Regions from separate parts of the Homo sapiens genome. Here region 1 is linked to region 2. A link is a contact called in ENCODE Hi-C or POLR2A ChIA-PET data. All regions are on one chromosome and are shown on one strand. The core of a region is the stretch at or near the end of the contact, and the rest is flanking DNA. Distances in the headings are between cores, read along the strand shown.

Region 1 (2,983 bases), core at 67-2,566, 64 kb after region 2:
AAAATGTGCTTTTCTGCAACCTGCCCTCCACACACAGCATGTTGGCTGGCAGGCTTCAGGGTGAGGGTGGGGTGGGTGTTGAGTGAGGGAGAAGCAGATATAAGGCAGAGTGTGGGGTTTCAAAGCAGTTGTTTTTGTTAGACTCTAATAGCAGTAAATGTGACTTCACTTAATCGCATCGGAGCAGCAAACCAACAGATCAATAGCCGATTTGAAATCAGGAATGCTTAAAATTAAAAAAAGAAAATGTCAGGCAATCTGGCAGTATTTGTCTTCTGATGTAGGGCTAGGGTGGCTTGGAAAAGGTCACTGTGGGTTTCAGATACAACGTTTTGTGTGACGACTTCTCAGTACAAATACCACAGTGTTCCCGTTGTATAGTCTTGTTGAGATTGTTTTGTTTGGTGGAAGGGGAACGAATTCACTCCCTTTGATGGTTGGTTGCCCCCTCAGCCTTTGAACTGTCAGTCTGAGGATTTTTCTTCAGCATCTGACACTGTGGCATGTTACGCTATTATACCAACTCTTGAGAAAGGATTTGCCACCTCACCTCCGGCGAAAAGGATAAAATACGTGAGAGCTGACATGTTCTTGAAGAAATTGAGGAGTGGGGATAAGGATCCCAGCTCTGTTAGCCTAGACTTGCTTCCTTCCTCATTATATCTCCCCTCCTACTTCTGGGGGAAAGGGCTGCTTGAAGGGGTTGGGGGAGGCCTGGAGGGAAAAGCTGAGAGAATGCTGCATGCTCCCCCACAGACTCCATGAACTGGGCCAGATGGAGACACACACAGAGTACTTACTTCCATCACAGACTTGGAAGAGGGGTCCAGGATGGGTCACTATCATGGGGGAGAGCACCGGGCTTAGAGTGATAATACCTTCTGGCCTACCAGCTCTCCAGATTTCCAGGAAGAGCTGTCAGATGCCCAAGGGGGCAGGTCCCTTCACTTCTCTGGATGGAAGGTGCCTATGTATGAGGTGAGAACAGATTCCTTGAGAATCTCATGAATGCAATGGACCCTTCTACTAGGGCAGAGATGAGTTTGGGATGCATGCATATTTTCCACCCAATTATGGTGATGACACACTCTGGAATCTATCTATGGGCCCCTCAATAAGAAACATCTGGACTTGATGTCAGCTCTGTGACCCCACATCAGTTTCAGAGACTGTCTCATGTGTCATCATCACAGATGTCTGAGTGGGGAAAAGAACTTTGGTACTGATGTCCCCGACTCCATAACTGCAGGTTAGGATCTGGAATCCAGAGACTGACTTGCTTACTCAAGGTCTCACAGTCAGCTGAGCACCAGGGCCAAGGCCACAGCACTCTTTTCTGGCTCTCTGGTATTGTACATGACAGAGTTTTCAGTTTGTTACTTGGATGAAAATTTTACTTAACATATCTTCTCTGATTATAAAAGTAATAAAATTGCAACAGAAAAATAAACCAGAAAGAGCATTCTCATGTTTTAGTGATGGGCTTTGGGTGGTTTTAAGCTGTTTTTTTGTTTGGGTACTTTTTGTTTAATGAGCATTTTTTCCTGAGTTATTTCTGTATTAAAGACACAATAAAATAAAGTGACTGTTTTCTGCATATGCAGGCTATAGCATAAATATTGTACAGGGTTATTTTGCTTCCTTGCTGCAGTCTGTCCACCAACTCTTCTGACAGAAGGAAAACCTGTAACAATGAGGTAGAATAAAATATGTCTCTTACTGTTACTGACAATTACTCCGCAGAGGCTACAACTAGAGAGAGCAGAAGTTGGAGTGGGGGAAGCCACCAACCAGCCATAAGCCACACTGCCTAGAATTGGCTGACAGACCACTCCTTGACCTCCTGGACGGAGTAGGTGAGGAGAGGAGTGGACTTCCCACCACAAGTTTGAGTGCTGGACACTCAATCTCTGTGCGTTTGAGTTCAGTGGCACTCCCTGTCCCACTGCATCATCAACTCAAGTCATCAAAAGCTGACATAACCTCCCCTCTTTTGGGGTTTCACCAGTCTCTGGCTTATTGGTGGCATTCCTGCAAATTCAAAAGCTAGAGTGTTTGTGAGCGATGCTACATGAAGGAATTTGTGTAGTTGTGTGTTGGCAAGCATGAAAAAATTAGTTTAGAGGTCCCTCTAGGCAGTTAAAACTTTTTTACTGAAATATAATATTTATACATATTTATGGGGTACATGTGATATTTTGATGCATGCATACAATGTGTAATGATCAAATCAGGATATTTAAAATAACCATCATCACAAACATTTTTCATTTCTTTGTGCTAGGAACATTTCAAATCTCTTCTAGCTATTCTGAAATATACATTATTGCCAGCTATAGTAACCCTACTGTGCTACAGTAGGAGTTATTTCTTCTAACTGCATGTTTTTACCCATTAACCAACCTCTCTCTTCATCCCTCCCCCACTATCCTCACATTCTTCCCCACCTCTGGTATCTATCATTCTATTCTCTATCTCTGTGAGATCAACTTTTTTAGCTCCCAGTATGAGTAAGATCATGTGATATTTGTCTTTATGTGCATGGCTTACTTCACTTAACATAATGACCTCCAGTTCTGTCCACACTGCTGCAAATGACAGGATTTCACTCTTTATTATGGCTGAATAATATTCCACTGTGCATATGTACCACACTCTGTATATCCATTCATCTGCTGATGCACACTTAGGTCGATTCCGTATCTTGGCTATTGTAAACAGTGCTGCGATAAACATGGGGATACAGGTGTTCCTGTAATAAGCCGATTTTCTTTGCTTTGAACAAATACCCAAGTAGTGGGATTGGATCATATGGTAGTTCTATTTTAAGGGTTTTTTTAGGAACCTCCACACTGTTTTCCATAATGGTTGTCCTAATTTACATTCCCACCAACAGTGTATAAGAGTGCCTCCGGGTGATTTTTTAAAGGACTACCAGTGGGTTTAAATCTTGGAAAGATAAATGTACTAAAGCAACCAAAAT
Region 2 (2,857 bases), core at 157-2,656:
AGTGTGGCTCTGCTAACACCTTGAGTTTGGACTCCTAGACTCCAGAACTATGAGAGTTTGTAGTAATCCAAATACTCCTTCTTCATTGAAGACTTATTTTTTTGAGACACGGTCTCACTATGTTGTGTTGCCCAAGCTGGCCTCAATCTCATGGGCTCAAGAGATTTTCCCGTTTTAGCCTCCCAAGTGGCTGGGACTACAGGGGCATGCCACTGCACACGGCTATTTTTATTGAAGGAATTATGTTTCTCTCTACAAAATATATATTTTGGAGTCAAGAGATAGCCAAGAACCAGGGCTAACCTGAGGCAGGGACTGACACTTGCGGGAACATCATTCAGCACCCTTCACAGCCTTTCTCAACTGGGGTTCCTCAACACCAGAACATGACCTGAGAGGCTGTTTTTTCACTTCTCCTGAAGTTACTGCGTGTCTGGTAAACATTATGATGGGAAACATGCTCTGAAAGAGGGGTATCAACAAGGAGTGTCAAAGTGCAGAAGAAGAAACCTGGCTGGCCTCTGCCTTCCTAGAGCAGGCAACGCTAGAACTCAATCTTGAAGGCTGAACTGTTCAACAAGCAAATAAAGAGGAAAAGATAATGGGGAGACTCTGGAAGGTTCAAGTAGGGAAATGACATTAAAAGGTTGCAGTTGTTACCCTCTGGTATTTCTTCAAGGGTTTTGTAAAAATCATTTGATTAGAGGAGAAAATGGACTGAAGTAAGGAAGAAAAAGTTGGTGAGCCAAGAGCTCTACTGATGGTTCAGATAGGAAATTATGAGGGCTCAAATACAGTCAGCGAAGTGGGAATAAGGATGGCAAAATACACTCTAGACCAGTACTATCCAACAGAACTTCCTGTACAGACGGAAATGTTCTAGAGTGGCACTATCTGCTATGGTAGCCTGGTGCCACACGTGGCTGTAAGCACTTGCAATGTGCCTGGTGTACTCAAGGAACTGAATTTTTAATTGTATTGTATTTTACTTTATTTAAATTCAAATCTAAATGGTTGTATGTGGCTAGTAGCTACTGTACCCATCAGTGCAGTTCTAAAAATATTCAAGGAGGTGAAAAAACAAACAAAACACCCAAACTTGTAGCTGGGGTGATTCAGTGGATCATGGAGTTACTTAGCAATGAGAAAGAAAAACATAAAGAGAAGCTGATCTTTTCGGAAAGAAATGACCAGAGCTGACAATGTCCGGAGCTGACAATGATATCAGCTTTGGACATGCTGAATTTGAGAAAACAACTGGGTATGTAAGAGAGGGCTTATCAGTCAACAATTAGAGATGTAAGTCTGAAGGAAAGCAATTAGAACTGGATAGATAGATTTAGGAATGCTGGGCATGGATAAGGTCCAGGAAGGAGGTGTGGCAGTGTGGTGGGCAGAGTGCCTGTGTGGAGCTGGCAGGAGTGGAGGGTCAGTGGAGGACAGGGAGATGGGGACACCTTTTTCTCGGGGAGAAAAGGAAAGGAGGTGAGGACGGGCAATAACAAACGTGATTTGCAGACTGTCAGGGGAAGATGCGAAACAGGGACTCCCATCTGATGGCTTCTATTTTCTCTGCTAGGCATGAGGGGGGAATGTCAGAAATGAGAAAGGAGGCTGACCTAGGACCAAAAAAGAAAAAAAAAAAGGAAGCTTACACAGCAGCACTGACAGCTCAGTTGAGCTCTCTTTGAAGACAGTAGACTGAAGAACACATTGTTTTCTTCCAACTCTAGAGACCTCAATAAATAATAGTACAAAATAAAAAAGGATTAAAACCACAACGGAGATAAGAATGTGCCTGGGGCATTGGCCGAAACAAAATTTGGACACGTTCCTCAACGGCCAAGTGAAAAGAAGAGCACTGATGAAAGACACAGAATAAAAAAAGTCTATAATGTATACAAAGAGAGGCAGCCAGTCTACCCAGAAGGACGATGGCAGACTCTAATTCAGCTTTGGCAGAGAGCAGGAAGGACAAGAATGAGAACAGAGGCTTTCAGAGGTTAACAGAGGTTGCAGCTATGTAACTGTACACAACAATTGAAACTTCCCGGCATATGACAGCTTCAGCTAAAGTCAACAGGTGCTCCTATTAAAAATGCATAGAAATCCTGCATTAAAAAAGGAACAATGAGAAATAAATTCATTGCCAAGGTCAAAAGACAGCAAAATCTCCAGATGCCAGAAATGAGAAAGAAGGCTGAAGGAGTTGCCAGGAGGTGGTGCCACCGCAAGCCCAGGGGCTGTGAGCAGGGCACAGAATGAGAGCGTGGGAGGGAGGAGATGGAGGGCGCCTGCTAGTCTAGCTGCTTGAGCTGATCCCTCTGCCTCACGCCTGGAGCCTCTCTGCTCGACCCATAGGTGAAAAGCTGAAAGTGCTGTCCACAGAAGGAATCCTGAGGCTGTGCAGCGGAGTCAACCTTCAGAAACCAAAACCCCAGACCAGTGGCACCTTTGGGTGTGAGGTCCAAATTTATACTATCTGCATACTGTGGGACTCCAAACTTGACATGAACACTGGAAACTGGTTTGGATTTTGCCAGGCCACCCACTGCCTCAGAAACTGCCTAATTTGTAAATCGCCCAGTATCAAGAGAGAACAGGAGACTTAGGCTTCCCATGACTGGGAGCCCAGGTCCACAAAGCTGCCAGACACAGAGTGAGGACAACTACAGAGAGCAAAAGATAAAACAAGAGAGCCAGCAGTCTGAATCAGGAGCTGAATTCACCCTAGGGGAAATGAAAATAAAGCAACTGGTAAACCACATCACAATAGGTACACTGAGGAACCTTAAAGAGATAAGGGGAATAATTTCCTTAAGATTAAGAAATAATGAAACAAAAATAGACACCAAAT

What was found. Hi-C counts contacts between places; a loop is a spot of excess contacts on that map. ChIA-PET counts read pairs that join two places held with the same protein, here RNA polymerase II (POLR2A). Pooled maps may share reads with other maps.
Region 1: a map of heart left ventricle shows a loop between it and region 2 (2.5-fold over the local background). The contact joins two enhancer-like sites. A Hi-C loop is called at or near these places in 2 of 168 maps with a recorded cell type or tissue (Right ventricle myocardium inferior and heart left ventricle), 1 of 37 single-sample maps with no recorded cell type and 4 of 50 pooled maps. POLR2A ChIA-PET finds 5 or more read pairs at or near these places in 2 of 52 experiments (WTC11 and activated CD4-positive, alpha-beta T cell).

Annotation. Positions count from the first base shown.
Region 1 is chr5:113,152,610-113,155,592 of GRCh38, forward strand. The region is part of intron 3 of MCC (MCC regulator of Wnt signaling pathway); the gene reads right to left. Among named protein-coding and RNA genes, the nearest start is that of DCP2, 180 kb to the left of the region's middle. Within about 2 kb of position 1,317, at least 2 of the 41 ENCODE cell types and tissues checked have a DNase peak (open chromatin) inside an H3K27ac peak, as active enhancers do.
Region 2 is chr5:113,088,725-113,091,581 of GRCh38, forward strand. All of the region lies in intron 8 of MCC (MCC regulator of Wnt signaling pathway), which reads right to left. Among named protein-coding and RNA genes, the nearest start is that of DCP2, 110 kb to the left of the region's middle. Within about 2 kb of position 1,407, at least 6 of the 41 ENCODE cell types and tissues checked have a DNase peak (open chromatin) inside an H3K27ac peak, as active enhancers do.